2 separate regions of the Mus musculus genome follow, and region 1 is linked to region 2. Evidence: chromatin loops called from intact Hi-C (ENCODE). Cell type or tissue: gastrocnemius. All regions are shown on one strand. Each heading gives the region's core, and the rest is flanking DNA. Links, peaks and the distances in the headings are about the cores only. Region 1 holds the start of Gm39292 (a long non-coding RNA gene). Region 2 has its middle 31 kb from the start of 1700019J19Rik.

The links. Hi-C counts contacts between places; a loop is a spot of excess contacts. Peaks named below come from ENCODE experiments on the same cell type or tissue, not always from the same donor. Only the 100,000 strongest peaks of a DNase experiment are listed, where the experiment ranks them.
Region 1: a loop joins it to region 2, with 1.8 times the contacts of the local background. A loop is called at or near these places in 2 of 42 quality-filtered maps.

What each region holds. Positions count from the first base shown.
Region 1 is chr9:14,148,343-14,164,061 of GRCm38, reverse strand. Gm39292 (a long non-coding RNA gene) reads left to right here and starts at 11,486. Exons shown (of 3, transcript XR_870548.1): 1 at 11,486-11,843; 2 at 12,169-12,304. In gastrocnemius, for the core only: no CTCF peak of the experiment used is centred there; no DNase peak of the experiment used is centred there; H3K27ac peaks cover 1,317 bases.
Region 2 is chr9:14,050,750-14,066,468 of GRCm38, reverse strand. No RefSeq gene overlaps it. Among named protein-coding and RNA genes, the nearest start is that of 1700019J19Rik, 31 kb to the left of the region's middle. In gastrocnemius, for the core only: a CTCF peak has its summit at 6,891; no DNase peak of the experiment used is centred there; H3K4me3 peaks cover 628 bases; H3K27ac peaks cover 4,277 bases.

The DNA of each region.
Region 1 (15,719 bases), core at 5,020-13,019, 96 kb before region 2:
ACATGGCTTCAATCTTTGCTAAGGACCAGCCTCAGCTTGGTCAGGAGTCCTAAGGAAGGCACGTTTGGAGTGGTAAAAGAAACAACTCTAAGTCAAATGATGGGGTGCAAGCTGACAGCCTTATAGTCCACTTGAGATGGCTTTCTGATTGAGACAACTCTTTGCTTGAGATAGCTATCTTGCTGGAAAAAATCCTATAAGAATTTCTTATAGAAAAAATTCTATAATAGCTGTGTTTTCTCTCCAGAGGCCTCCAGATAGCTTATCCAGATGGCTCAGCTCTTGCAGACCAAAGCACTCTTTTATTTATAAACTTAATCATTTACTCCAGATTCCCTTTTGCTTATCCCACTAGTCAGCATCCCATAACCCCAGCCCCTTGACACTTAGGAAAAGACAGCAAGTACACTTCTTTTTTTTTAACATGGCAAATGAATGCAGAGATCTGCCTGCCTTTGGAAGCACAGACAATAAGGTGGATGGGTGGGATCCCCACTATGTCAGGGCCTAAACTAGCTCTGTTTCAGGCTGACCTTTGTTATGCAAATTATTTTTAAAAAATGTTGGTACCATCCCGCACTAAACCCACCTACTCACTGCTATGGTGGTCTTGCAGCCTCTGCCTCTAGGCTAGACCCATGCAGCGACCAATGGAGGTGCTCTTGCTGCAGATTCCACTCACATTCCCAGCCATCCACCCCCTGCAATCAATGGTCCCAAATACCAGTAACCCAAATAAAATAAAAACTCTAGACGCTTATAATTAATCAGTCAGATTTATATATCAATAAATTCTCAATTCACAGAACATCCACACAATTTATTCAGAGCCAATTGATATTGATATAATTGCCCACCTAGATAAGACAAATTGTCCTGTAATTATACATCCCTTATAAGATATTCATAGCTATCTGGATCTTCCTCCCCCTCACTCCATCTTTCTTCCTCTCTGTCCTCTCTCTGTCTCTGTCTCTGCAACTCTTAGCTCTGCCTCCCTTTTCCCTGTCCAATCACAGGCTTCTTGTTGTATTAATTGGGGGAAAATTCTGCTACAGACTTTGAACTCAGGAATCTGACTGCCTTTGTAAGCTCAAACAATAAACTGAGCTGGGTGGGATCTTGCCCTGAAAACATCTCTCCCCGGATCTCTTTATCTCCTTCCTTAGTATCTTTCTGACAAGCTGGCTCATAGTGCAGCTGCAGCTGCCTTTCTTCTTTCAGGTCGACACATATGCTGCCTGTGATGGTTTATATATTCTTGGACCAGGGAGTGGCACCATTTGGAAGTGTGGCCCTGTTGGAATAGGTGTGACCTGGTTGGAGTAGGTGTGTCACTGTGGGTGTGGGCATAAGATCCTCACCCTAGTTGCCTGGAAGTCAGTCTTACAGTAGCAGCCTTTGGATGAAGATGTAGAACTCTCAGCTCTGCCTTCGCCATGCCTTCCTGGATGCTGCCATGGAACCTTGATGATAATGGACTGAACCTCTGAAACTGTAAGCTAGACCCAATTAAATGTTGTTTTTTTATAAGACTTGCCTTGGTCATAGTGTCTGTTCACAGCCGTAAAACCCTAACTAAGACACTGTCCAACACATCTTGTCTAATATACAGTCCTGGATGATACTTCTGGCAGCTTCTTTTTGGCTTAGTATACCACAAAATCACTTTTGACAGCTCTACTCTTTGGGACATGTTTATGATAATTCTGTCACCAAATGCATCCAGGGTCATAAGGCTTATCCCCTTCCTCTATATAATGTGGGTACTGCAGTTTAGATATGAAATGCCTGCCCCCTCTGACAGGCTCATGTATCTGAGCACTTGGTCCTCAGCTAGAAGCTGTTTTAGGAAGGCTGTGGGATATGCAGGGGGTAGCAGCTTTGGTAGTCAGGCTCCACCTCCTGCTTTTCTTTACTGACTACAGACACTATGTGACCAGGCACCCCACATACTTGTTTCCCTATGCCTTTCCTGTTGTGATGGACTTTCCTGCCATGATAGACCATATCCCCTCAAACTGTAAGCCTAAATGAGTGCTTTCTTTCTTAAATTTCTTTTTGTCAGGTATTTGATCACAGCAACCTGTAGGGAAAACTCCTGCCCTCTCAATTTCTCAGTCTGGCACATTCCAGGTCATATAATTAACTCCTTTATGTCCTACTTGAGTTTTTGTGTTCTCTACATGATAAATTGATGGCATAATTGCTTCAAATTATGGTTAGACAGAGGATTTATTGTAGATATGAGGGAGAATATAGCCAGAGGCATCTAGAAGAGTCCAGACCAGAGAGAAAAAGCATTAGACTAAACATGGCCAGCAGACTGGGCCTGGCCAAGAGAGGAGAGAGACAGGGGATTGTGAGGGAGTGAGAGAGGATGATGAAGAGAGAAGAGGACCAAGGGAGACGGGCAAGAGGGAGCATAGCTGAAATATCAGATTTACAAGGACAGTGAGAAGGTTGGGAGAGAGAATCCCATGAACTGGAGAAGTTTAGGGTAGGAGATGGGATGAGAAGAGCAAGGATGCCAGCATGGATTCTGAAATGTGTAACAGGTACCTGTAATACTGAAGGAGCCCGGAGGCCAGCATGCACTTTAGTATGCTAATAGGCACCACAGACAGCCATCTGTCCTTTCTGACAGTGATAAGGGAACTAGCTTCATGAGTTCCTGCGGAATGCTGGCTTCTGTTTAACTGGAAGAATTTGGGAAAGTAACAGGTATGGGAAAGTCTTTGCAGATATCCCAGGAGGAAAGATCTATTGTAGCTTACTGCCTCCATTTCACAGATTAGAGCCTCTGTTCTGGTCCACCATCATGGCTGTACTTCCACTCAAAGATATTACAATATCATGGGTGGGATGAAAAATGCCACGGGGACAGAGTGGTAACAAGGAATCAGATATCATAATAGGCTTGGATCATTTCAATTTCTGTTTGTATCAGCTGCTGCACTGGGGTGGAGTCAAAGGGTTGACAGAGTGTAGATGTAAGTAAACATCAACATGGAAGGAGACTGTTCCTCACATAGAGAACTATAAGAGGAATGAGATCAATGGCACTGGGCTTGGAGCCATGGGGGTCAGGAGACAATGAAGTGTTTAGCTGAACTGAAATGTTGGGTGCCTGTAACTAACCATGTTTGGATCTCCTGTTTGTGAGTGCAATACCCGCAAAAGCACTATCATACATAACAGAATGGAGAGAGATGTTGCCTAGAGCAAGGGAGGAGAACACTGGAATTATCCCAAGAGAAGCACCTCCTTGAACAAACCAAATACCCTAAGGGTTTCAATGCTGCGAAGAGACACCATGACCATGGCAACTCTTATAAAGAAAACATTTAATTGGGGCTGGCTTACAGTTTCAGAGGTTCAGTCCATTATCATCATTATGGGAAGCATGGTAGCATCCCAGCAGATGTGGTACTGGAGAAGGACCTGAGAGCTTTACACCTTGATCTGAGGCAGTCAGGAGGAGGCTGTCTTTTGCAGGCAGCCAGGAGTGGGCTCTGGATCTCACTGGTTAACTTGAGCATATATGAGACCTCAAAGCCCTACTTCCACAGTGACACATTTCCTCTAACAAGGCTACACCTCTTCTAGTAAGGGCACACCTCCTAAAAGTGTCACTTCCCATGGGCTGAGCATATTCAAATCACCACAACTATGATGTCATTCGGGGAGGTGATACATGGTCTCACAGGAAAACACTCCAGAAGCAAACTTACTTTTGAGCATGCTTAGTTCATGCTTAGGTTAGAGTGACTCTTTAAGAATAGAAGATAGCAGACTTATGTTTGGGCAAGCTTAGCTCAAGGTCATGGAGCCCAGGTCTCAAAGGTTAATATGGCTGACAGGAACACATCTGTGTATGCTCAGTGTAGGTCAAAAGGATGGCTGACAGGACTATCTCTAGGTATAGTTTTGTTCCAAAATGTTTTAACTGATAAAAGGACACTTTGAAGGGATGTTACTATTGTTTACTCCCAAAGATGCTGTCTGTGGTAAGCGGTTTAGATTACTCTAGGAAGGGAGCCATTCAGATAATACTAAGGAAATTGGATGTGGAGCTTGTGATTTAAATGGCTCTTAAGGAAGAGAATAAAGTGTTGCACATGTCTGTGAGGACAGTGGGGATACGGGTAAGTCTCTCAGTCAGTTGTATGAGAGGATGACTGTGCAGGGAGGTCTGAACTGGGCCTATGGGAGACCTCCTGTCCACACTAGAGTGTGGAATCGGTTCTGGTACTCCACCCACTCATGTTCCATGTTGAAGCTGGCCTGGTTCCATCCTGATTATTTTGTTAATGTCCCTCTGCATATGATTGGCTCTGAAGGCTCAGTGTTGAGTTTGTCTCCGTTCAATCGGATCTGAAGGCTTAGTGTTGAATACAGAACAAGACACACTCTCAGTGACGCCATCTTGCTGCTGTGAAATTGCCAGCACACTTCTGAGCTTCATGCCCTGTACAGTATCAACTTTGACTTTAGAAGGCTTTTTCTGGAAAAAAAAAAGCCCCACCACTGATTTCCAGTTTGCTGTTTTAGATTTATCCAAAGAAGTGGAAAACCAGAAGAACAGAGTTGCCCAAATGAAAGATTGCTGTCACTCGGTATGTAGAGAGGTGTGACATCATCATGTATGCTGCTGCTGCGGCTGCTGCGGCTGCTGCTGCACATTACCTGTAACTTCTTAGGGAAGGAAGGTGATTAATAACAGTGACTTGAGAATTCTCTAGTATTTTCTTTCCTAAAATGTGGTAGGACAATGATGCAGTCTTCCAGAGAATTTAATTTAGATTTGAGGAAAATTGAAAATGTTGATGTCTAGAGAAAGGCCAGGAAGTTGGTCAGTCCCAGATGTAAAATAAGCAAACATAGGCAAGGATTGTTTATTCCTTAGTAGAGGACCCAGAGCAGGGAGACAGCAAGTCTCTCTTCAGGGTCTTAGAGAGACCTTAGACACACCTTCCCTTCTATTCTAAATTTCCTTGACACACAGGAGGTGCTCAGCAGAGATTTTGTTAAAGAAATTAATTGTTCTTGGTGTATTCAGTAATCGTGAAAGAATATAACGCTCAGACGTTATCTGTGTGGAAAACAAGTAGGTATGGGGATGGGAACATAAACAGGGGCTCTAAGGGGCAGGAGAAGTGGTTGCTCCTGGGGAGAGAGCTGGTGTCCTGTGCACAGCCAGGTCTGTCATCCTGTGTTCTCTGGGGACAAAGCCTGAACCCTTACTCTGACGCTAAGCACCTATTTTAGGAAACATTGTCTGACTAGGAATCAGCAGCTGTCTACCGTCCAGGGCAGCACCACTGAGGGCAGGGGTGGGGTGGGGTGGGTGGGTATCCAGTGCAGGGGATCCGATTAATTTCTGTTAACATCTGCTTTTCAAAAGGGCAGCTTCCCACAGGCCTCCATGCCTGTTGCTCTGCTCTGTCTGTGGGTGGTACTTCCCTGTCCCTTTTGAAACTCCATTCCTATGCAAAGATTCAAATAAGCACAAACACTGTGTGTACAAGAGTTGAAATTTGATCTAGAATTTAATTCTGGCTTCTTCATTTTATGGATCAGAGAGGTAACGTGACTTGCACAAGGTCACCAAGCTAGGAGGTGGTATTGCTGAAATTCCAACGCAAGGCACTTGGCTTAAACAGGGTATTTTCCATCCCTCACAGGAGCAGGGCAGCAGACAAAGGCTGCTGCCAGGACTGCAGGGCTGGTCTTGCTCTGCTCTTTGGCGTCAGGCAGACTGGAGATCAAATTCCACCTCTGCTTCTTCTAGCTACGTGACCCGTGACTGAAGCAACTTGCTGAGCTACGCCTAGCCTGTTTCTTCCCTGCAGTTGAGAATCCTAACTCCTTCTCACAAGGTTGTCCCCTCCCTTGAGTAACAGCAAAGCTGCCTGCTTTAAGTCACCAGTGCAGGTTTGCACCAGGCAGCCTGTCCCCTGTTCTGAGTCCTGGATTGGGGAAGGAAGCACAAAGTTCTGGTTTAGTCAGATGTTGTCTAGCAAGGGAACTGATCTCCCTGAGGTGCCATTGTTAGGAAAAGGCCCTTCTGACACCCATCCTGGGTGCTGTGATTAAGTCACTGACCTGATGTGTGTTAAAGCTCTTTGTGAACGGACAAGCCTTTTGTTAGTTCTCAGTATTGGCATTAATGCCAGTATCATTTCCCAGCTTCTCCTGCTCGTCTCCCAACTTTCCTATCTCATGTCTTTGGTGGGATTTCTCATTGTGGCACTGTTGGCTTTGTTCTCTTTTCCACAGTGTCCATGTCTGCTACTGTCTTCTTTTGCTTGAGAAACAGTGCTTGTGCACTCTTGTGCCTATTTTCAGGAGCCCATTTCTGGGGCTACAGAAGGATGTGGAAAGATGGAGCAGACCCATTTTGTGAGCTTGACTCACACACTCCCAGCCTCCCTCAATGGGGCATTGGCATCCTAAGAGAACTGCTTATCCGATGGATGATTGGTGGGAATTGGTGGCAGGGAGAAGAGCCAGATGTGCAAAGCCAATGGAAAAATCAAGAACTGTGGCCCAAGAATTCTACTGTTCTCTCTGCTGTTTTCAGACAGGTTACTGCCAGAAGGCTCTGGAAGCCATACCCTGTGGGACCATGCTCATAGGCCTGTGGGCACAATGCCTGTTGCTTTCATTTATTTGTCTTGCAGACAAATACAGCAGCTATTTGAAAAAGTAGCACCCACAAACACGGACAAACCCAGAGACCAAGAGGCTCCATGTGGATCATCCTCTCCCCTAAAAGCTCCAGCAAGTTAAGACACTGTTTACATTTCAATTTGGCAGAGTTTAAAGAAAAGATGGCAATGTAAACTGGGTAGGTTGGAAACCTTCTTACCCTGCAATTCCTTCCCTCTGAGTCATGATATTAGCAATGTGAAATGCACACATTCCATGAGAAGGCTGGGCAAGCTGCTTCTCAGGGTCTTCTTCTTCCCAAGGCCTAGCACACCCTCAGGGACCATTCTCTCTCCTGACCCAGGCTCTAAAGGACTGAGCTCTCCAGTTAATGCCACTTGACATACTTGACATAAAGTGGCCCTTTAACACTTCCAATCAAAGAAGGAGATAATGGGTAGAAGTAAAATCTTATGAACTAGCAACGATGGGGCACCTAAGACAACCTGATTTTTGCAGTTGGTCGGTAAACTAGACTCAGCCTTTGTGATTAGGCCAAAATTGCGCATAGATTGCTTACCCAGCTCTCAGTGCCAGGTCAGTGTGGGGGAAACTTTCCCTTTTCTATGGCACTGACAAAACCCAGCAGAAGCAACTTCAGGAAGGGAGGGTTTATTTTGGTTCATCCTGGCAGAAAAAGCATGCTGGGAAAGTAAGGCCACAGTAGTGTGAATGACTGGGCTGGACACGATGCACCCACAGTCAGAGATCAGAGAGAACTCAGGTGCGAAGCTTGCTTTCTCTACACAGCCTAGACTCCAGACTCCCACTTTCAAGGAGGGACTTCTCAGTTAAACTTCCCTGGAAACTCCCACACCAGACATATTTAGAGGTTTGTCTTCTACAGAATTGAAGTTGGCAAGATTAACCATCACAAGGGACCTCATGGCTGGGGAGATGGCTTAGTGGCCAAAGTTCTTGAGGACCAGAATTCAGATACTGTTAGTGGCATCACATCCTCACAGGCCTGCCAGAATTGGATGCCTGACACCTGTGTACACATCTAGAATGGCTTCCCCATTGGGTTAGGCTGTGGGTACCACACATAGCATGGAGGATGCTCTCCTTTTTATATGGTTGGTGCAGAGCTGCTCTTCTTGTAGATGCAATTACAGTCTTGCTGCCATGGCAGGTGGCACATGGAATCCATTTGCACACATGTTAAACTATCTTGCTCAGACATGCATGGACCACTTAGAGGGTACAGACTTTAAAACTAGCTTCAGAAGTGGATTCTGCTCTCAGTTATAGATGAGGTCCTGCTCTCAAAGCACTTATCATTTGACTTTTATTCCTTTATTGAATGTCCAGACCTCTGAACAAAGAAACAAAACCAAGCAAAAGGCACTGTACTGTACTGTACTGTACTGTACTGTACTGGAAGAGATCATGACATTGACCTAAGAAGTAGTTTCCTGCTTGCTTATTATATAACTTTGAGGAATTTACCTGAACACCAGAGGAATAGTTTTCTCATCTATAAAATGGGAATCTGTGCTCAATTATTGCACAGAAATGAAGTTATAAATAAATAACTTCCCTACACAGCATTTTTCTGAATACACAATTCTATCCTGAGAAGTAATATTCTGAGAGATGATATATGCAAATTATCACGTCAGAATTTAATATTTTGCATCATTGATATGGAGCCAGGTATAGCAGTGGAGAAAGGGGTAAGGAATTAGCTTACTCTGCCTGGATAAGCCAGAGCAGCACCCACAAGAGGCTACATAGGAGCTGGGAGCTTCATTTGTTCAATAGGCACTGGGTTAAGCATTCATTGCAAGCCCGGGAACATGGGTCAGTGTGCTGACTGGATTTTGTCAACATTACACAAGCTCAGGTCATTCAGGAAGAGGACTGGCCTGTAGGAAAGTCTGTCAGGCCATTCTCTTGACTAATGATGGATGTTGGAGGGCCTGGCACTGTGAATGGTACCAACCCTGGGTAGGTAGTGCTAAGTTGTACAAGAAGGTAGTCTGAGCAACCCATGAAGAGCAAGCCAGTAAGCATCATTCCTCTTTTGGTTTCTGCTTCAGTTTCTGCATCTGAGTTCCTACTTGAGTTCTTGCCTTGATTTTCCCCAGTGAAGGACAGTTACTTATAAGCCTAAGATTAAATAAACCCTTACCACTAAAGCTGTTGTGGTCAGTGTTTTATCACAGCAATAGAAACCCCAACTAAGACAGTTAGCTTATGTTACTCATTTGAGAAAGGTGACCAAGTCTGTGCTATTTGGACTACAGGGTGCCTTTGGCTCTGGGAGATGGTGCTGGAGGCCAGCTCTGAGTAGGGCCATAAGTTGTACATATATTCCTGATGAAATGGGGCCTTTTTATACCATTTCATATGTTCTATTTTCAATGGCCAGGCTTCATGATAAGCTATGACGAAAATGTTTTCTTTTGTTTCCCTGAGAAATATCACTGTTCATTCTGTATATTTTTAGAACCAGACAGAAGTTCCAGACTTATGAGAATTCCCTGGTAGCTGTTTAGAGATTTTAGTATAATTCTTGGTTGCATGGTCCATTTCCTTGCCTTTCTGGCCTGTGTTGTCTAGGCTCCCAAGCCTTCTGTGTGGGACATGGCTACCTCTCAGTAGATTATTACTGCCAAGTAGAAGGCATGGTGTCAACTGGAAACTGCTTAGCTGGTCATTTTCTTCTTGAGGTCTAACCCATTTCTTCTACCTTGACTCTCTTGTTACAGTGCCTCTGAGGTAGAATTTTATTTAAGATTCCAATAGTCAAGTATATTTAAAAAAAAGTATCTGACTCTAATTATGAAGAGGCTTGAATTTTTTCTTTTTTCTTTTTTGTTTTGTTTGTTTGTTTGTTTGTTTTGTCTTGTTTTGTTTTTTTCTTTTTTGAGGCAGGGTTTCTCTATATAGCCCTGGTTGTCCTGGAACATACTCTGTAGACCAGGCTGGCCTCGAAATCAGAAATCCACCTGCCTCTCCCTCCCAAGTGCTGGGATTAAAGGCATGCACCACCACTGCCTGGCTTCTTTTTATATTCAGGGGTATATCAAGCTAGCATATGGGTTAGAAATTGTAAACCATTACTGCAAAGGCTAGAGCGCAGTCACAGGTGTCCATTCAGAGTGTATGGAGGAAAGAGGCCTAGGAAATCTGTGTTTAAAACAAAAATCAAAACAAAACCATAAATTACTTTGTAGTCAGAACTTTGTCAAACTGCTGTAGTTTTGTGCCTGTTGCTATAATAATATACCCTCACAAAGAACAAAGTAGGAGGGAAAGGGTTTATTTGACTTACAATTCTATTTCATAGCCGTGCTTGTAGAGAAGTCACACAGCAAGAGGCTAAACAGCTGGTCACAGTTTAGCCACAGTCAAGATTAAAGAAGTGAATGTAGCCATCTGCCTGCCTGCCTCCTTAGTCAATTGCTAGCTTTCCTTACTCTTATACACTTGAGGGCAGCCTAGGGAATGGTACTGCTCACAGTGGGCTGTGTCTTCCTACAACAATTTAGCAATCAAGACAGTTCCCCACAGGCCAGCCTAGTGTAGACAATCCCTCAATGAGACTCTCTTTCCAGGTGAATCTAGATTTCAAGTTGACAGTTAAAACTAAACAGGACTTAGCTCATTTGTAACAGTCTACTTCAGGCTGAGTGATTTATAAAGAAGATAATGCTGGAGCCTGGGAATTCCAGAAGCGTAGCAGTGGTGTCCACGAGGGGCCTATACCATGGCAGAAGGTGGAGGATAAGTGGCTGGTGTAAGAGCTGGAGGGTGAGATTCGGCTCCCTTTCACAGTCTCCTACTCCAATAACCAACATATTCCCAGGGTTCTGAGGTTAAGCCAATCTTGAGGGCTCAGCTGTGACCATCACCGTGGCACTGCAATTCCACATGAACTTTATAGGTCTGTGGAGTAAAGGGGTTGCCACAACAAATCATCCTAGTGTCTGTCCCACCACCACATCTATGACCTTCTTTGCAGTCATTCAACAAACCCTTGCTGAATTTCTCTGTGTGCTTACATGCTCTACACACTGGGATTCAGGGCAGACATAGCCACTGTCCTGTTAACGCTTATGTTCTACCTGGGAAACATTAAAACTAACAGGATCCTATATTAGAATCAGTACTCATGTGACAGAAACAAAGCTGGCTAAAGTTTTTATTCCTTACCTCCCTCTCTAGATTTAACAAATCTGGCTTCTATTCCCAGCCCTGCAGATGTCCCCACTCCTCAGATGCTCTGTTGTTCTGTGTAACCCAGAGAAAGTTCTACCGTATTCATATGTGGGGGGGGTATTCATATGTGGGGGGGGGGCGTTAAATGAGTGAATTTGTTAAGTATACAGCAAGCCAAAGTAAAAGATTAAACACACACACACACACACACACAGAGAGAGAGAGAGAGAGAGAGAGAGAGAGAGAGAGAGAGAAAGAGAGAGAGATGGGGGAAGAGGGAGAGGAAGAGAGGGAGGGAGCGAGGGAGGGAGAGAGACAGAGGAACATTTAAAACATCTAGCAGAAATTGATTGAGGCAGCCACACTGAGTCAGTCATACTGGCTGGAGTTGCCAATAGACTGGCAGAGCACAGCGTTACCTCAGTGTCACCTCCACAGAGGCTTTTAAGTTAAGAGAAAAAAAAATAACATCAGAAAGGTGAGATTGTCACACTGGGGACGTAGACATGTCCAACAGAAACCAACTGGGAAGTCAAGGCAGGCATCTGGTATTCTCTGTTGAGCTGTCTCTTCATGCTCTTACCTAGCTTGCTGAGGCTGAGTTCCTGTCTTCTCCTCCCCACTGTAGGCACCTTTATACCATGGGATAAATGATGGTTACCTCTGTTGGAAATGGTTGACCAAGCTGTTCTAAAAGACACACTGTTTTTATTCGTGGGGTGACCTCTTCCCTCCCTGTCACAGAGTTAAGGGGCAGCCTGTCTCAGACCATGGAGGACACTTTGAGACAAACAGGCCTGGGTCCAAAGTGGAGATGGGGACCTCAGCTCAGTTTCCAAAGCCAGCTTCTCTGTGAGTCCAGACCACATGGTGTGACCTGCCAATCAAATGCACACTGCACCAACTCTGGTGGACACCCTGTCACCTTTGCCTTGTCTACTCTATGGTGTTTAGTCACTGAGGTAATGAGTCATTGGTCTTATTTCTATAATTTTATTTTAAAAATTCTCATAACAATGCTGAGATAGGCAGTATTGTGGTTACCATTTTAGATACAAGGAAATTGAGGCACACAGACATGAAATAGCTTGCCCAAGATCACTCAGAAAGCATTCATCACCAGCTGTTGGCCTTCCCTTTTAGGTGGGCTGGTCACTACCCTGTGGCTGGACATCCTAGGTATCTGAGCATTCATGTGCCAGCTACCTCCCAGACTCCCCTCCTCTAACAGCTCCTCCTGTGGTAGGAGCTTGTCTCTTATCCTTGTCTCTTATTCTTTCTGTATAGTCTTCTAGTTCCCATTTCCAAGATTCTCATGACCCCCAAGATCAACACCATCAGGCTAGACCTCTCTTCTGACCTTCTGATGCTATCACCGGTGCACAGTTTGGGCATCTGATAAAGATTTCTGCTGGTTTTTCAGGTAAGTGCCCTCTGAATGCCATACTTCATGATTATTACAAAGTCTGTGGCAACATGGTGGGTTGGGAATCCAGGTTGTGGGAATCAGTGTGTAGCCGGGAAGGTAGACTGAAGCCCAACAGGCTTCCCAGTGAAAGCCTTAACTTTCCACCTCTCTTAGCTCACCCAGCTTTGCTTTTCTCATTTTCTCAGGGTATCTGTTACCCCATGTTTTATAAAACATAAAGTTGAATGTGCCCTTTCATCTGCATCCCCTGGGAGGCCTGCCATTGGAAAGCAGCCTGACTTCTGTGGAGATGGGTTCTCTTTTCAGGAGTGTCCATTTGTGAGGTTGGCCCTGTGTATATCCTATGCAACATGCTTTTGACCATATGATTAGTTCCAGAAATGGCAAGCTAAGACCCAGCAGGATTTCATGGGCAGGTGGATACTCAGAAGTCCGTTCATCCATCCCTCTGTCCCTCAAATAACTCAGGATTTTGTCATTGATCATCTGCTGTCTCTGAGAAAGTTGTACCATACAGGTCCTTGAATTCAAAAATGATTCTCAAATGTAATCATCTGTAAAAGAATCGTATAGATTCACTCATGGTCAAGAATTCCTCATTCAGCTGAAGTTTTGAGATGAGGATGAAGCAAGAGGCGCATCCTGGGCTGGGGAGATGGCACAGTGGGCAAGTGTGAGGACCTGAGTTCAGATCTTCAGAACCCAGGAGAAGCTGGGCACGGTAGTGTGCCTACAATGAGGTGATGGGCAGAGAAGGAGAATTCCCATAAGCTGAAAGACCAGTAAGTCTGGTGTGTGCTCCAAGAACAAGTGACCCTGCCTCAAATAGGGTGGATGAAGAGGACCAGCACCAGCATCTTCCACATGTGTGCCTTAGCATGTACTCATACACATTCACATACATGACCATACATGCACCTTGCACATACACAGGAAGTGGGGCTGAGATGGAGAGTGAGAGAATTCTTTTAAAAAGAGACTTGTTCTTCTTAATTTGGCCAGAATAGAAGAGGAGACAGACTTACACAACTATGTCCTCAGAGAGTCGTGGGCTTCTGACATCATACAGAGGGTGTCTATCAGGATGTGCGTCTTTGTTAGAGCACAAGAGAGGACAAAGCACCTCCAAACTGAGTTTTACACGCAGACAGCAGCCGCATATGCTCAACTACAACTCTTAATGTAGACTAGGTCTCCCTCAGCTCCAACAGTTAGCTGCGCATCTGGACGGCTCGGGAGCAGTAATGAAATCAAGATGCTTCTCTATTCTCTAGAAGATACTGTTCCTGCATCTGTGGCCCCGAGGCTCTGCTTTGCTGTTAGAGTTGAACGAATGTAAATAACTCAAAACATGTTCCAATAGTGTGTTCCTCATTTACAACTTATTCTATGCAAATGTAGGCTGAGAAAGGGTTGGCTATAGCCTAGGACAAACGGCCCAAGTCCATCCTGACCAAATTCCCCAGACACTTGGCTAGCTCATGGGTGGCAGAGTTTGGCTAAACTATATCGACACAACCCTCATTTTGTTTGCCTGAGCCATCATTGAATAAAGACTATTATGCAATCTACATGTAAAGACAGCCACTGGCAGGGTATGTGTCCCCGAGTATGTGTGCACATGGCCTCAACTAGACCATCTAGGAAGGGGGTGGCCTCAGAGCCCAGAGGTCCCGAGAAGAGGACTGGACACCCAGAGGAGAAACTTCATCAGAAAGCCTGTGTTCCTGGAAGGGTTTCCTAGAGGGAGAATTGAGGCACCTCACACAGGAATGAGACATGGCCCACCAGTCCCCCGACTTCCTCTTCCAAGTCACTTCCTAACTCTTCTAAGAGAACAGGGTACCTGGCTTTATAAGCTCAGACATGGTCAGCCTGTGAGGTGACATTTTCTTTGAAAACACTGTCATTTTTATTTTTTTCCATTACTTGTTTGGAGACAGGGGTTAGCTCCTGCCTCCGCTGCCCTTGCTGTCACCCTGTTTCTACCACCAAAGTGCTGGCATGGCAGGGATGAGCCACCATGCCTACTTTTTATTTTAATTCTTAATTTATTGGTGGTGACAGTAGCAATTGCACGTGTCAAAGATTATCTTCTTTATTGTGTTTGAGTGAAGCTGTACCATATAAACATACTGAGTAGTGAAATGGTACAAAAACACACCATATGATTCATGCCCCACCATGTCCTTCATATCTCAATCTAAGCGGACACCGTCCAGGTTACTTATTCATATGAACATGCATGCACACATGTGAGGCAAGGATTACCAGTTCCATAAAAATGGAAGCTGTCGTGGGCAGCAGTTAATGTAGAGCTCCTAGCGGTCAGAGTTGATTGAATAAGTGACTTTGATTGCAGGTTCTGCCCTGAATGAGACATTAGTATCAACCCTGCCCAAGGCTATGGGACACACACACACACACACACACACACACACACACAGAGAGAGAGAGAGAGAGAGAGAGAGAGAGAGAGAAGACAGAGACAGAGACAGAGCATACACACACAGAGAATAATAAATACATTTAACATAGTTAAGTATGTTGGTGTTTTACTATTGGTTTTATATCTCTAACTTATGTAAAAAAATCATTTCCCTCTAATATAATAGAGTTTCCTATATTTCTTTGTACTGTATAATTTCTTAATTAACCCTTTGTTCCATTTGGAATTATATTCTGTGAGCAGTGAATCCTAGGAGTCTGTTTCTTCTAGGTAAATCCTCAGCGAGGTCAGCAGCAGCAGTTAAGGTCTGCTTCCCTCCTGGATGGGTGTGCCTGTCTCTCCTGGATGGGTGTGCCTGTCCCTCCTGGATGGGTGTTCCCGTTGCCCTGTAATCCATTCCTATGTATACCAGGGCTTTTCTGAATGTTTTACTCTAGTCCACTCATCTGAGCCAATACCAGAATATTTTTTTGTAATGATTTTATGTGGTATCTGATAAGGCAGTAATCCTGCTCCTCCCCCCTTCCCCTTCTCTCCCCCCCTCTACTTCTCCTTTTCCCCCTCCCTTCCCCCTCCCCTTCTTCTTTCCCCTCCCCATCCCTTCCCTCTGGTCCCCTTCCTTTCTCATCCATTTCCTCTTCCTGTCCTGTCCTTCCCTTTCCCCCTTCCCCCATCTCCACTTTTCTTCCTTTCTGTTCTGACATGTTTTTCCCCATAAGAAACTCAAACTTATTTTGCGAATTTGTTAAACATTTGATTCTCATTGGGTTTGCATCCATTTTGTGAGGATGATTATGGTAAAGATAAATATATAATCCCATTAATAATGTGGTATATTAGTCACTAGTTCTGTATTATCGATAAGATCTCCTAGTTTAGTTGGCTGCTGACCATCTTTCTCTCTTGTTAAATTGGTTTGCAGCTGGTGCTGATTTGATTGGTAGTATCAATTTTATTGAC
Region 2 (15,719 bases), core at 3,707-11,706:
CCTTTTGATTGGCAGAACCTCTGCAAGGCCGTTCTTTTGGAAGGAGGTTATTTAACATGGAAGGCTGCTTATATTGAGCATGCCGTTGAGCAGGCTGAGGCTAATGCTGCCACTGGACTCCCCAATGCAGCCTGGAATATAGACATGTTAATGGGGCAAGGGAATTTTGCCAATAATCAAACAGGTTATCCTATACAGCTTTATGAGCAGATTAATAACTGTGCTAAATCAGGGCTTTGGCTTCACTGGAATACAAATTTTAAAGCTGGTATCCTTGTGGTTAACCAAAGAGTGGATTGGTTGCAGAAACAGATGAATATTTTGGAGAAGTTAGTATTTGCTTCCTGCATTACTCATATGGCAGGAGTGTGTGTAACCTCTGTTCAGTATTAGAATTTTTCCAGAGCTGCAAATCTGTCGCATGCAATTGGTGCGATGCTGCTAGGACATTGGAGTCATGATCTCGACACAAAGATGAAGGAATTGCGAGCATCGATTGTTGCCGTGAACAACACCCATGTGGAGATTGCAACTGCAAAGCAATGGCTGGAGATCATCCAGGGAACTGTGGGATTCTTAAAAAATTGGGGAGAGATGGCCTTTTGGGCACTCTTGCTGACTGTTGTGTGTGGAGGAATGCTTTGGTGGATGGCATGTATGCGAAGGAGGCACAGGGCTGATAAATGAGCCTTAGTGCAGGCTATGGTGGCCTTGGAAGCAGGAACACCCCCCCCCCCATTGTTGGCTCAACATGCTGGATCAGTAATCAATGACAGGTAAGGCCCTCACATGCGCATACCAACCTAAGACAGGATGGTGAAAGTGAGTTCGCCACTCCCATGACAGGTAAGGATGTGGCACGGATGGGGGCAACCTAAGACAGATGCTGATCCCAGAGCTACTAATAAAACAAAAAGGGGGAGATGCGGGAAGTGGGTGCAGCTGCATGGGCCAAGATGGCACTCTGGCCCATTGCTAGGCCCCGTGAACCCCACATGTTTACTGCCTTGCCCGAGCATGCGCAGTGAGGCTGCATGCGTGGGCTGCCTGCTAGGCTGGACTGTTCCTCGTGATCCGGACCTGTCAGCCTACCTGTGACCGACCTGAGCTTGTGCCTGGAGTGAGTGTGATTCTGATTGGATGAGGTGGTGTGGAGTGAGATGAGGTCAGTTGGCACAAGTAGAGGAAGGACTGCTGCAAGAAGGACGGAGGAAGAAGAAGCTGCTGGGGAAGAGAGCTGTAAGAGAAAAAGCCACAAGTAAAGAAACTGCTGCGTGAACCCACCTTGGTGTCTGTGTCATTCTTGTCTCCGCTGGGTGGCAAGGATTGTGACAGGGGTGCAATCAGGTATGGGGGAAGGGGATGTCTCAGCAGGCCCATGCCAAGGCATCCCTTCCCCCTGAGGGACCAGCCACACAACGGTATAGTACAGAATAGAGTTTATTCAGGGCACAGGGAGGGGAGTTAGGAGGGTAGTAGAGGCAGAGAAAGCCAGAGAGAGAGAGTAGAGAAGTAGTGGCCAGCCATGAGAGGGGGGAAGGGAATGGAGAAGGGGCAAAGGGACAGAGAAGGAGCAAGAAGGCAAGAGAACAAGAAAACAAGAGTGGGAGGAGGGGGCAAGCAGTCCCTTTTATAGTGAGTCAGGCACACCTGGCTATTGCCAGGTAACTGTGGGGTGGAACTTAGACAAAATGCTAATAGCTGTTATTCATAGCAAAGGGCAAAGAGACAATGACATTTTAGATTTTAACAAAACAGAGGTTAGCTAGGCAGTAATTAAATATCCCTAATTGTTTCTGCCCAGAGATCATGCCACAAGGACCAAATGATATATAGGATGCTCATATTTTTAAATATTTACTATATATTAGGCATTAACCAACAGACTCAAGACACACCATTCTTTTGAACAAAATAGTGAGACAAAAGAAGACTGTTAGGTTCAAGGAGTGGTGAGCTGGCCAGGGAGCCTGCAGTGTAAAAAGAGGAGCTTCTGACCTGACCACTGTGTGCTATACTACCTCACTGAACTATGTGTCCTTCAGGTGAGAAGTGAGGCTGGGTGTTATCTGGAAGCAGGACCTCAGTGAAGGATGAAATGCCGGCAGACGGAGAGAACAACCCTTTTCTCCTCAGAGCTTCCTCTTTGACCATGTGAACCATTTGCACGTTCCTTCCACAGAATGCGTTCCATTAAAACTGGCTTTCCAGTAGGTCTTTCATGTACTAAACATACTACAAAAGCTGGGATTTTTACAAAGTCATTCACCTGTTCTCCTGAGTTCAACAAAGGAACCTGCAGCAGTAGGCTTTGCAGATTTTTCAAAATTCAGTAAGTAAAGGTGTGTTCAACTTGGAAAATGAGGAAGAAATGCCCAGCCTCATCAGCTCCATTCAGTGAACTTCCCTAGTGCTGGAGTTTGGGAACTTCTGAACTATGTGGACACACCCATTCTGAACAGTCAGTAGGCCAACTTTCAAAATACAACACACACACACACACACACCTTTTTTTTTTTTTGCCAATAAGTGTTTCAGATATGATGCCCAAGACTTCTCTAAATTACCTCTGAAGCCTCTTAGGAAGTGTAAAAAATGTCCTTAGCTTTGTACCATGAAAAATTCTTCCCAGACATTCTGGAAAGCAATTCATCCACCCCCACTTTTGCTATGGCCTGGGAATTCCAGCAGTTGCATTTGTTACGGTTTCTTTTAAGTTCAGAAAACAAAAGAAAGAGACTGTTTTGAACCATATCCAACTCACTTCTCTGGACACTTCACTGTCTCTTTAAAAAAAGTTCATCTGGCTCTTAAAGGCAGAGAAAGGTAAGTGCCCCACAGTCCATGTGTTCCTTCCTCCAACTCGATCCTGAGAAAAGTCCACAACCTACAAAGGAAGGCTGGAAAGAGAGAAAACCATGGCGAATTCCAAATGACCTGAACGAGATATGCTCACTGTACCTGTTGGTAAGTTAGAACCCCAGATGCTGTCAGTTTCCCGATGTCTCAGGCTGGCACTTGTAGTCTCCCCTCCCCCAGCCTGAAACCTGCTTGCTCGGGGTGGAGCTTCCTGCTCATTCGTTCTGCCACGCCCACTGCTGGAACCTGAGGAGCCACACACGTGCACCTTTCTACTGGACCCGAGATTATTCGGCGGGAATCTGGTCCCCTCCCCCTTCCTTCATAACTAGTGTCCCAACAATAAAATTTGAGCTTTGATCAGAATGAATTTGTCTTAGCTCCGTTTCTTCTTTCGCCCAGTCTAGATTCCTCTCTTACAGCTCGAGTAGCCTTCTCAGTCGAACCGTTCATGTTGCGAGCTGCTGGCGGCCGCAACATTTTGGCGCCAGAACTGGGACCTGAAGAATGGCAGAGAGATGCTAAGAGGAACACTGCTGTGGAGCTCCACAGGAAAGGAACAGCTTTAATCCACTGCCCTCTTCTCTCAGTTGAACCAAATTTGTCCTTCTTTTCCAAGGTCCCTTCCTTCATGAGTCACATACTCATTGGTAAATGCAAGGTTTTCAAAGCTAGGATCCAGACTTCCTGGGCCAGGCCGGTGGGGTCTTCTTAGTTCCTTATAGGAAAAACTGGACAGGCATGGCTTCTAGAGGGATGGCAAGAGACATGCACTAAGACTATTATGTGTTGAGGGTGCCACCAGTGCATTTAAAACTCAGTCCTGATTCTGGGCATGGTGGTGCATACTGAGATATACAGGCAGAGTATGAGACTGTAGCCAGTCAGAGCTGCAAAGTGAGTTCAAGGCCAGTGAGGCCTTGTCTTCAAAAAAAGAAAGAAAGAAAGAAAGAAAGAAAGAAAGAAAGAAAGAAAGAAAGGAAGAAAGAAAGAAAGGAAGAAAGAAAGAGAGAAAGAAAAAAGAGAGAGAAGGAAGAAGAAAGGAAAGAAAGGAAGAAAAAGAGAGAGAGAAAGAAAGAAGAGAAGAGAGAAAGAAGGAAGGAAGGAAGGAAGGAAGGAAGGAAGAAAGAGAGAAAGAAAGAAATTAAGAAAGGAAGAAGAAAAGGAGAAAGAAAGTAAAATTTATTCCTTTAGTACCACACTTTAGTCAGTGTGGTAAATAGCACTATCTTCCTTCTTCACCGATAAGAAAATGAAGGTTTATAGAGGGGACGGATAATTATCCTATAGAAACAAAAGCAAAAATGTTAAGGTCAGGGTTGATCACAGGCATGCACTCTTAAGTGTTATTCAGCCTGACTCTGCTCTGCAGAGACTCAGGCAAAGACAGCTTTTGGAATAAATGAATCAGTTACCCAGCCAGAGCCTCATATTTCTGCAAGACCTAACTAGCAAACCATGCCCCGAGCAGGAGTCCACTGAACTCTGGCTCTGAGAACTGTTCTGTGCTTATTTACAGTATGCGGTCGGTCCATGCTTGCTTTATGAGCTGACCCTAGTCCTTGCCGTCCAGGCTGAGATTCCTACCCCTGGCACTGCGGATCGGATCGGTGCTTTCTCTTTCATCACAAGGGCATGGTAGATACTGACGTCTTCCAAATGAAGCAATTAGTGAAGGCTATTAAAAGAAGTTTCCAAACCCAGTGATTGCAAAACGCATTAGCTGAGCAAAATTTTCAGGGGTGGGGGTTGTCCTCCCATTACCTGACTTGAGTTCAAGTAGTAAAGGCAAGAAATAATAAGCAAATTATACTAACCAATGCTAACCAGATCCAAAATTTACAACAAACGTCAGCAACATGACCCTTAAGTCCCTGGCAGAGTGTTCCATAGGAAGCTATGGTAGATGCTTGCAAGCTCTTCAGCAGCTCGCAGCCGGCCAGCGAGGCTGAATACACCATTAAATGATGGCAGAGTTATTTTCAGCTCACACTCAGACTCAGCAGGTGGCCAGAGAGCTGGGATCAGCTGTGGTGACCTGGGAATTTCCCTTAAATTCTCATCACAGAGCCTATTTTGACTCATTTCTAGAGGATGAAGATATTCATAATACTCCTTTATACAACTTATTCAAGGATATACCCAAGCAGTAAACTTTCACTTGTATTATTTCTTCCCCTCGGAGAAAGCCTACCATTGACTTATCTTACAGAACCACAGAGGATCACTGAGTCTTATTGCTCATACTGACATTTGAAGAGATCAAAATAAAAAATCACAGATATCTGAGGAAAGCCTACAACAAGAAAGACAAACACATACTATGGAAGACAAAAGGTGATCAGGGAACAGAAGAGAACTTACCAGAGAGAACTAATTCAGTATGTTCAGAAATACTCAAGACTATGTAAGCAAGGATTCAGCAGAAAAAGGAAACAAACATTTGAAAAGCACATTGACAAGCAAAAAGGATACTCTGAAACCTGAAAATAAGAGGCTGGAGTTTTAATGTTACACATGTGTGCGTGGAAGACATAACATGAGCTGAACTTAGGGAACTTCTCAGCTTACAAAACCAAGTTAAGTCAGGAGAAGAGAAGGGGGAGGCAGGGAGCAGGGGAAGAGAGAGGGAAGGAGGGAGAGAGAGGGAGGAAGGGGGAGGGGAGGGGAGGGGAGGGAGAAGGGAGGGGAGGGGAGGGGAGGGAGAAGGGAGGGGAGGGGAGGGGAGGGGAGGGGAGGGGAGGGGAGGGGAGGGGAGGGGAGGGGAGGGGAGGAGAGGAGAGGAGAGGAGAGGAGAGGAGAGGAGAGGAGAGGAGAGGAGAGGAGAGGAGAGGAGAGGAGAGGAGAGGAGAGGAGAGAGGAGAGGAGAGGAGAGGAGAGGAGAGGAGAGGAGAGGAGAGGAGAGGAGAGGAGAGGAGAGGAGAGAGGAGAGGGTCAGAGTCAGACAGAGGTGTGGTGGAGAAAGAGTAATCTAATCCCAGGACAGCTGGGACTTTATTAAAGAGAAATCTAGAGAGGACAAGGATACCAAAGGGCAGAAACTTATTTGAAAGGCAAAGCACAGGAGAATTCCTAGAGGTGCCTGGAGGCTATCCTTAAAGACCAAGATCCCACAGAGTGCCTAGTGAATTAGCCAAAGATAGACATGCCTCAACACATTAGGGTACAACCTGAGAACAGAAGAAATTAAGAAAATGCCTTAGGACTTTTCTTGGGTTGGGCAAAACAATAGAAATGTCCTCCTAGATTATAGTACAAAGCTAATAGCAGAAAAGAAAACAGGGCTGGTGAGATGGCTCGGTGGTTAAGAGCACGGACTATTCTTCCAGAGGTCCTGAGTTCAAATCCCAGCAACCACATGGTGGCTCACAACCATCCATAATGAGAAACAAACTTAAAAACAAACGAACGAACAAACAAACTAAAAAGTATGGGCTGAGATCAGGGCTGAAGTGAGGATGAGAAAGGGATGGGGAAGAAAACGGGGAGTGGGGGAGAGGAAGAAAAACCAAAAGCAAAACTAACAAACAAACAAACAAACAAACAAACAAAAAACCAGTAAGACAGCCAGTGTCTGAGGAAGCAGAACCACAGGTTCTGAAAGCAGAAATCACAACCATCATCTGAGAATAGCTGACCTGGTGGAGAGGAGACAGAACCACAGGCCACCAGGATTTCTATTATCCTTGCACAAGTATTACTTTCAAGGTGAAATACATGTGTGCATAAAGATTACACGATAAACACTGGTTGTAAAATTATGTATACTCCTATCGTAAAATATGTTACCTACATATTTATAAAATTATCACAAGCATGGAATATGTGTTACTGTGTGCATGTGTCTAGTAAAGCCATATTTGTAGGCTGTGTGATTTTTGCTCACAGAGAGGAAATCCATCCTTCCCTGTGTGTTTCGTCCTAACAGGAGGCCAGGTGTTCTCCTGTGTATATGGGTTACTCTGCACTCACGATTACTGATGAGTGTCCTACAGAGCCATAAAGTCATTTCCCATAAAGGTCCCCTAGTGGCCTGTACAGTCAACAAGCCTCCTCCCTGCGAAGCTTCCAAACAGGCCGTGGTTAGGCTGAGCCAACAGGATATAAAAAACACTTGGTTCAGACATGGAAATTTCAACTTGAAACAGTTGGGATTTTCTGATCTTAACTAAATGTTTTTTTTTAGAAACTGAGTTTCGTCAAACCTGTTTGTGTAAATGGGGAGCGAGCCATAGGAACCCAAGGAGCCTTTGATTCTTCCTGCTGCTACACGCTGAGAAAAATAAACCTCCTGGTTATTTTGAGCCTTGACTAATTTCTTTAGAAAAAGAAAAATAGTTTTCTAATTGGTCCCTTTGTAGCACAAAGGGCTAATCTGAGTGGACCTTGCCATCAAGTAATGGGGTAGAGTTCTCACTTGGTGTTGACGACTAGAAACTCTGACTGGGGCTTTAAACGCTCTTGGCAAACACTCTAGACCATGTATAAAGCGAGGTGAAGCAGGGGATTAAATCCCTGCTTGGTGTGTGTGGGAGCTGTAAAGACTCCCCAGCCCCAGGGACACAGCATTCATTAAACTGCACTGGCAGCTCCGTGGGGCTTAAGTTGTCTTTGATGGTATTTTTCTAAGCCTGGTACCTTTCCAGTTGACTATAAGAAAAGCATCCCTCAGAGTTAGGGCACAGTGCAGACTGCAAGATTCAACTCACAGCTGATAATTTCCCTAGAGGCAGGCAAACCACAGGAAGGCAAAAAAAAAAAAAAAAAAAACACCAAGGTCTCACAAGAGAAATTGTTTTTGTGGAAAAATTCTGAGTGCACAGAGCCAAAGTAGGAGGAGCTGGCCAGTCACACAATAATTCAAGGACCACAGGTAGGAACAGCCCCTGGGGAGGGTGCAGTTTGGTCATACACTCACTCAAGGAAGAAAAACAAGAAGCCAGAAATCATGGTGAAATTGTTTGCCCCAAAGAGGAGTTGCTATAAATATAGATGCCGTGGGATAGAAGGAACAGGAAGAAAAACAGCAAGCCTGCATTCAGAATGAGGTGCAGGCTCCACAGTGATGGGAGCCCCAGGGGATCTGCAGGTCTTTGTATTCTAAAATGATGCTTTTATTGAATTTAGACTTGGTGCTAACAATGTCCCTTTAGACCTGGACTGTTTTTCTGGGGTGGAGTTAAAGAGTTAACTTCAGAGGGAGGATGCAGGAGGCAGCCACCCAGACATAATGCTGAAGGTGCAGATGGAGGCCAGACCTCAGGTGGTCCCATGTGTCCATACCCTACATAGTCCACTCCCCTTGAGAGTGGGTAGAATCCTATCCTACCTGTGACTGGCTTGCAGATAACTAACTGTGGGGATGGTCACAGAAGGCCTGTCCTGGGATGGCTGCATGATTTTTAAGACTCTCTCTTAGCAGATTGGACAAAAGATCCTACTTGAGTTTTGATGAAGTAAGTAGCCTTGTTATAGCAGTCTCTGTAGCAAAACCCTACAAGTGAGTTTGAAATGATAGGAAATGCTAGGTAGGACCTAAGTTTGGTTCCCAGCTGCAGCCAGACAGACACAGGCTGGAAAACTGGCTCCTAGGGCCCAGCCCTGAGGAAGTGAATTCTGTTCTCAGCCTGCATGAGCTTGACAGAGGGCGGTGTGAGAGCTAGAATCGAAGCCTAACAATCCCGAACTTCTCTCTGTGTTGGACCTCACAATATCTGCGGCAACAGAAAATGGTTTCTCAGGTTAGAAGCAGGAGAGAGGCCATGAAAGGTGTGAAGGCAGATGACTTTCAACGGGAAAAGGAGGAGCGGCACAGCTGCCTGTGTCCTTCTACATCAGCTGCTCTCCTGAATGCTGCGACAAAGGACCTGGAATGCGCATCGCAAGGAAGGAAAGGTTTACTTTAGCCCATGACCTTAGTCCAGCATGAAAGAGAAGGCATGACGGCAGGGACATGAGACCTGGCACTGTGGTGTGGCTTCTTCTTCTACTCAGTTCAGAACCCCATTTCTCACCTCAGTTAAACCTCTTTGGAAACACGCTTATAGACACCTAGAGATGTGTGTCCTGTTGACAATCAGGATTAACTGATATTAGCCTCTGTCATCTCAGGCTCCCTGCTGGGCACTGCCCACAGCACACCAAATGTAAGCTTTGCTCGCCATTGAACTATTGCCTAGGATAACACCCAGCCGTGTATTCTAGAAACCTAATTCATCAATTTAGAAAGTTCTTTAATGTTGGCCTTACAGGATGCCAAAAAGGGAAAGATTTGTTTTTCTTTTCTGTTCATAGACTTTTGATCTGATGCAAACCCTTCTGGAAGAGGGAAGACAGAACTTCCTGCAACTATTCCTCACCTGCCTCATCTCACACACCACAGCTTTCGAAAATATCCTCTTCCATGAAATGCTGCCCCTCTGCAGTCTTCCCCTTAGAGAGTCCGCCTGATATCGATGAGTTGAGTCACCTTGTCCCAGTAACATCAATACATACATATATGTGTGTGTGTGTGTTTACATTTGTTTATTTGTAGAGGAGGTAGGCGCGTGCTTGCTGTAGCACGGGTGTGGAGTTCGGAGGACAACTTTTGGGGGATTCTGGTTTTGCTTCTGCAAAGTCAGTTTTTAGAAGGTCAAACTCAGGTCACTATGCTTGGCTGCAAACCCCTTACTGACTGAGTCATCTCTCCAGACTTCTTAACAGATGCTTTCATAACTTGAACAGTAAATTCGAGAAACACACAAATGTGTATAGTGTCCAGGAGGGAGTTCTGGGCTCCGCAAACCATGGCATACAGCTATAATGGGAAGAGAATTTCAGTGAAGACTTCCAGCCTTTTCCAGAGCTTGCTTGGCCCTTCCTTGTTCTTGCTGGTTGCTGTCTGTCCTAAATAGCTGTGGGGTTTCTTCTTGGGGCCCTAACAGTAGCATCTGTGTAGTGTAGATAGATGTCAGATCCTACCCTCACCCTGAGGAAGAGAGGCTGGACAGCTTGCACTGTGTAGATCACAACTGCTCACATCTGATTTTTCTCAGCCTTCGGCATTATTGCTTATGCTTCTTGAGCCACAGAACAGTGTGTGTGTTCTTCACAAAAGCAAAATGGGAGAAGTCGACACAGAGATGCAATGGTGGGCTTCAGGAAGGGAGGGGTCTCCATATGACAGAAGGCTCTCTGTTTCCTCCCACATGAAAGTCTCTGAGAAGACCCTGCTTGAGGAAGACTGAGAAGGGCAATCCTTCAGTGTAGTGTGTCTTATATTGGTCTGCAAGCCTCCTTGCGCCTCTCCCTCCTACCTGCTCTGCTCTTCCCCTCCCATGTAAATTCTAATGGAATTAGGCAGAGACACTGAAAACTCTGCCTTGTGCAGCTTCAGGTGGTCAGGATGCCCTCAATTAACATTCACAAGAATTGCCTGCCTCCCCTCTCTGGCCAGTAAGCTTCTTGAAGATATGACTTCTGTGATAGGTCCTTATCTATAGAGCCGTGTGTGTGTGTGTGTGTGTGTGTGTGTGTGAGACCACAGAGGTGGCTAGCAGATGAAAGAATTACATTAGTGGCCAGAGAGGGACAGCAACTTAATCTCTTGACACTCCAAAAATAAGGAAAGAGAAGGAGAAGATAGTAATTCCATGAATTTAGGAGTTTTTAAAATGTCCTTTTATTAGGTGTTCCTCGTTAAGATCAACCAGAAAGCCACCCATCCCATCCTGTTCCATGTAATTATGGGGCAGCAAAGTCATTTTATCACATTTTCCAAAAGGGTATGTGTGGACCCCAGTCAGCTGAGGGCAGGTGGCCAGGGCTTCCTTGTCAGTGGCGCTATGAGAAAGGAGCATTAGAAAGTGGTAATATATATGGGTTTTCCTTTTGTGCCAGTTCCTGATTTCTTTTCTGTTTCTTTAACAGACAGAACATATTTCAAACTTTTCTTACTGTGTTTACAATGTTATGCTGCTAAGATGTGATTTCTTTCTCTATTTGATTTCAATTGTTATATATTCTATTAGAACATGGTATAATTTGATGAATTTTAAGTGTGTCTTGTGCCAGCTATTTTAAGCAAACAGTAAAGTTACAGTAAAATACAAGTAAATAATTTTGTAGTATCTCAAAGCAAGAATTGCCACCTTTTCCTGCCCCTCTCCCACTGTCTTCCTTGCTTAACCTCCATTGCAACTCTGACCTGAGAGCCTAGAGGAAGGAAGGTACCAGGAAGCAGCCCTAGCCACTCATGGGGTCTTTACTGGTTCTTCTTGCCTCTCCTTAGTACTCCCACTCCTTCATGCTGCTCACAGAACCCAGGCCTCCACCACCCTGGGGTGCATATCAGTCTGTCCTCTCCTGTGGTGACCATCTCACAGAGCCAGGCATGCTTGGAAAGGCAGTCGGTACCAGCACTTACAGCTAGGACCAGCTATGTTCCTCCAGATGCCCAGGCCCCCACCTCTAGCAAATTTAGGGCCAGTTCACCTGGATCAGAATCTTGGAGAGCCCAGTGGGTGCAGATTTTGGACTAGCCTCTCCTAAGCTGCCCATGTTTGGTTTCTGGTGATCCTTCTCATTGATGCACAATTCTTTATTGCCCTCAGCATCTGTCACATGAGCCTGAACACTGTCCCGGAGGCTGGCTTGCTCCCTAGCCAAATGCAAAAGTTTTGGCATGTTGTGGGCAGGTAGGTCTCCTGTTGCTCTACATTCTCTCTAGCCCTTTCTATTCCTTCCTCGCACACTACCACAGCACGGCCATTGCATCGACATTTCTTCTGTCTGGGCTGCCTGTTGAGAATAGGCAGGAAGGAGGACCAGGGCCTAGCATACATGAGACCCTGGGGTTCAGTCTCAGCTTCTCAGTATAGGGAGGAAATACACACCCTTAATTCCAGTACTCGATAGGCTGAGGCAGGAAGTCCAGGCTTTCAAGGTTATCCTTAGCTGTATAGTGAATTCAAGGCCAACGTGGGCTATGTGAGACTGTTAAAAAACAAAAAAACCAAAAAAAAAAAAACAAAACAAAAAACTGTACCATGTATCTTTCTCATTACTCCAATGAAGTGTCTGAAGGCCTGCATGGAATGAATGCTGCCTCGAGTTCTGCTGGTTGTTGATGAAAAAAGGAAGGATGCTTTAGGTTACGTTTAAATCAAAAATCAGTGAGGTTTGCTCGCAGGATGAAGAAATAGCATTCGCTCATCAGCTGTGAATTTCCCAAGCCCTGGCACTTTCAGTAACTCATATGAGCAGGGTCTTTCTGAGAAGGCTCCCAGCCTGGCTAGATGCAGGCACTGTCTTGCAACCTCTCAGGCTCACTCTGTGATTGAGATCCCACCTGTAAACGCAGGGTAGGCTGAGGTCCTTTCTGGAGTATGCTGTGGACTGCCAGGTTCGTATTAGCACTGACAGAGCTTGTGTTAGCTGCTTTCTGATTCATGGAGCGACAGTTGTATGTGACAGATTTAAGGAGCCATAGAAACAGCACATTATTTAAAAGACAATGAGGTCAATGGTTCTATAGTAATCAGTGAGTGTGCCCCAGAAGGGAGAGAGGTGCCTCCTGCAGGCACACATTCCAAGAAATGACTCAGGCCACTAGGCTGAGCTCCCATCTCCCTTCAGGATGGTGCGTTTCCTGGTTTGTGCCATGGCTGGCAGAGCTGGCTTAGGTCCCAGCTGCTTGATCTTGAGGCAGGTAGTCTCAGCTGGAGTCTGTCTACCAGTTCAGGCTCCTCACAAGGGTCATGAATCGCCCAGAGAGGTGAGGTAATGGCTAGATCAGCACATGACACTTCCTGACATGACCCCAGACAGACAGAGGGCAGCCAGCACTAAAGAGCACTTGGGCCTGCTGACTGCTGACTCTTGAGCAGGAGAGATTCAGTTTCTTGCCTCATACTTTCCATGGCTTCCCAGGGCCAAGCTCTTGAAGCTTTGTAAGCAGAGGAAACCAGTGCAGCTAATTACTCTGAGGAGCTATCTCACACTCCCAATTCAGGGAATTTCAAAGGTCAACACCACAAGCTCTCTAAGTTCTCATGTGGCTCCAATGAGATTCCTGAAAGCCCTCTCCTGAGATGGAATCTGGGGTACATGTTAGCTATCTCTGTCCTTTAGGAGGAAGACAGCATGGCAGTCAGATTGTGGCTGAGTTGAAGGGTTCTTGAGAGCACTTCACATCGTGTGGGTCAGCAAAGGGTCCCGCACATCATCATCTTCTCCTGCTCCCTCAGCTTCTTTGTGGCTGCAGTGGAAATTGTTATTGTTTGAGCATTTACGTAAGGATGAAGAAAGAACATGGCAGTGGGTGTCATGGGGTGGCACTTAGTCTGGACCTGCTGGGAAGGACTTCTAACCCTGACAGGTGCTACTTTCCTGTCACTGTGACAAGACACCTGATACGCAGTTTAAGGAAAGAAGAGTTTCTGTGGGTTCACAGGCTGAGGATCTGGTCCATCTGCTGGGGAAGTCATCTTGGCAGATAGTCGAATGACATCTTAAGTTAGGCATCTGGGAGCGGACAAATGCTGGTACTCAGTTGTCTTTCTCCTTTTCATCCAGTCTGGGAGCCAGCCCAGGGGAAGGTACTACCCAGAGTTACCATAGGTCTTTCCACATCAGTGAACCTCATCTAGGAATCTCCTGTCTGGCTACTCAGAAGTCAGTTTCCATGGTAATTCTAAATCCGACCAAGTTGATAAGAGGGACCATTGTACCACGTGATTGATTGCTATTCCTGGTGAGTAAAATGGAGCTCAACTACCTTTAACTCTAGTTTCTTTGTCTTTGAAGTACAAGGCAACAGCACCAGGCTTGTGAGATGTTGAGGTCTGGCTCAAACAGGCTTTCCAACAAGGGAGACAAGATGGACACAAACTGTGATGTGCAGAGGAGATCCCCCAGACCACTTCTTGGGCTGACAGTGGTTGGCACTGCTGGGTGCAGAGTAAGAGCACTGGAAGTTTGAATGTCCTGCCTTGTGCATACACTTTCATGTTGACATGTGCAGAATCTTCTGCAAGGTCATTCATCATACTCTGATATTCAGGTCATAATACCTATCTCTTGCTCCCCAGAGGCAGAACTCTGAGTCACTGAGCCACTATTTTTAGTGTGAGGAGGCTAGCCTACCTGACTGTATGTCCTAGGCATTAGGTCCCTCTGGCCAACACAGTTTGCTCTTGAGGGATGCTTTGTGTCATTCTCATCCTTCTGAACACATTTTTCCTCCCAACTTTCTGAAGATCTCCCTATAATTAGGGATGCTCAGAACACAAAAGGAAGGCAACCAACTCCAGTGAATGAAGTACAAGCCTCAGGCATTGTCGTGAAGGGAGATTTGGTTAACCATCACTAGGCTTTCTGTAAGTTGATGTGGAACAGTTAAAAGGAGCTGATGACTTCCCTCCTGGATTACAGTCCTGCTCCAAGCTCCTAGTTGCTATGTGAAACCTCAAGACTATACCTGCTTTCCCAGAGCAAAGGCGTAGAATCCTACCCAAGAAGATATACACTTTGCATGAGCCTCCTGCTGTGGAAAAGTTGAAAGTTCCCTTTAAAACTCCCTTCCTCTCTGCTAACCCCAGTTCACACAGCTCTTGCTTAGTGCTTTGCTTTCTGTGTGCTTGAATTGGTGCTTTTTTTTCTTCCCCTATTGGGTTCAAGCATCAAGTTCATCCAAAGATGGAATTTGGCCTGGAACATTTACAGTGGGTCAAGTTCTTTGCTCCAAAGATCAGTAACTGGAGGGGTGCCTAGGGATTCATAACTGACTGGGAAAAGCAGAGTCAGACCCCACATTGTATCCTCAGAGGAACAGCCATGTACAAATCAAAATATTTCTCCCATTGGGTTAGTTATAAGGAGTTAGACCATATATATAAATAACAGCTCATGTAAACATATTGGAAGATTTCCTTCTATATGAGCTCTGCTTTCTCTAGAGTCTACATGTGGGCATAAATATCTTTAGAGTCAGCTTACTTATTCATAGAACCATGGAAGGAAGAAGTACTCTCTCTTTTTTAAAATTTATTTATTTTTTATTAGATATTTTCTTTATATACATTTCAAATGCTATCCTGAAAGTTCCCTATACCCTCCCTTCACCCTGCTCCCCTACCCACCCACTCCCGCTTCTTGGCCCTGGCATTCCCCTGTATTGGGGCATATTAAGTTTGCAATACCAAGTGGCCTCTCTTCCCAGTGATGGCTGACTAGGACATCTGCTACACATGCAGCCAGAGATATGAGCTCTGGGGGTACTGGTTGCAAGCTTGTACAACCACTCTGGAAGTCAGTCTGGAGGTTCCTCAGAAAATTGGACATAATACTACCGGAAGATCCAGCAACACCTCTCCTGGGCATATACCCAGAAGAAATTCCAACTGGTAATAAGAACACATGCTCCACTATGTTCATAGCAGCCTTATTTATAATAGCCAGAAGCTGGAAAGAACCCAGATGTCCCTCAACAGAAGAATGGATACAGAAAATGAGGTACATTTACACAATGGAGTATTACTCAGCTATTAAAAACAATGGACTTATGAAATTCTTGGACAAATGGATGTATCTGGAGGATGTCATCCTTAGTGAGGTAACCCAATCACAAAAGGAGTCATTAGATATGCACTCACTGATAAGTGGATATTAGAAGTACTCTCACTTAAAACCAATCATTATAATTATATTACAATCAAGCTCCACTGATCTGTCCTGCGATGTTTGAGGCTATGAATAGCAAGATTGTTTTGTGGATGACAAGATCCTATTTTCTAATGGCCTTTTTGTTCTTTTCCTTAATTGAATAAGTCAAGGAGGTTCTTTTAACCCACTGGGTTGACTTATTAAGTATTGGGAGT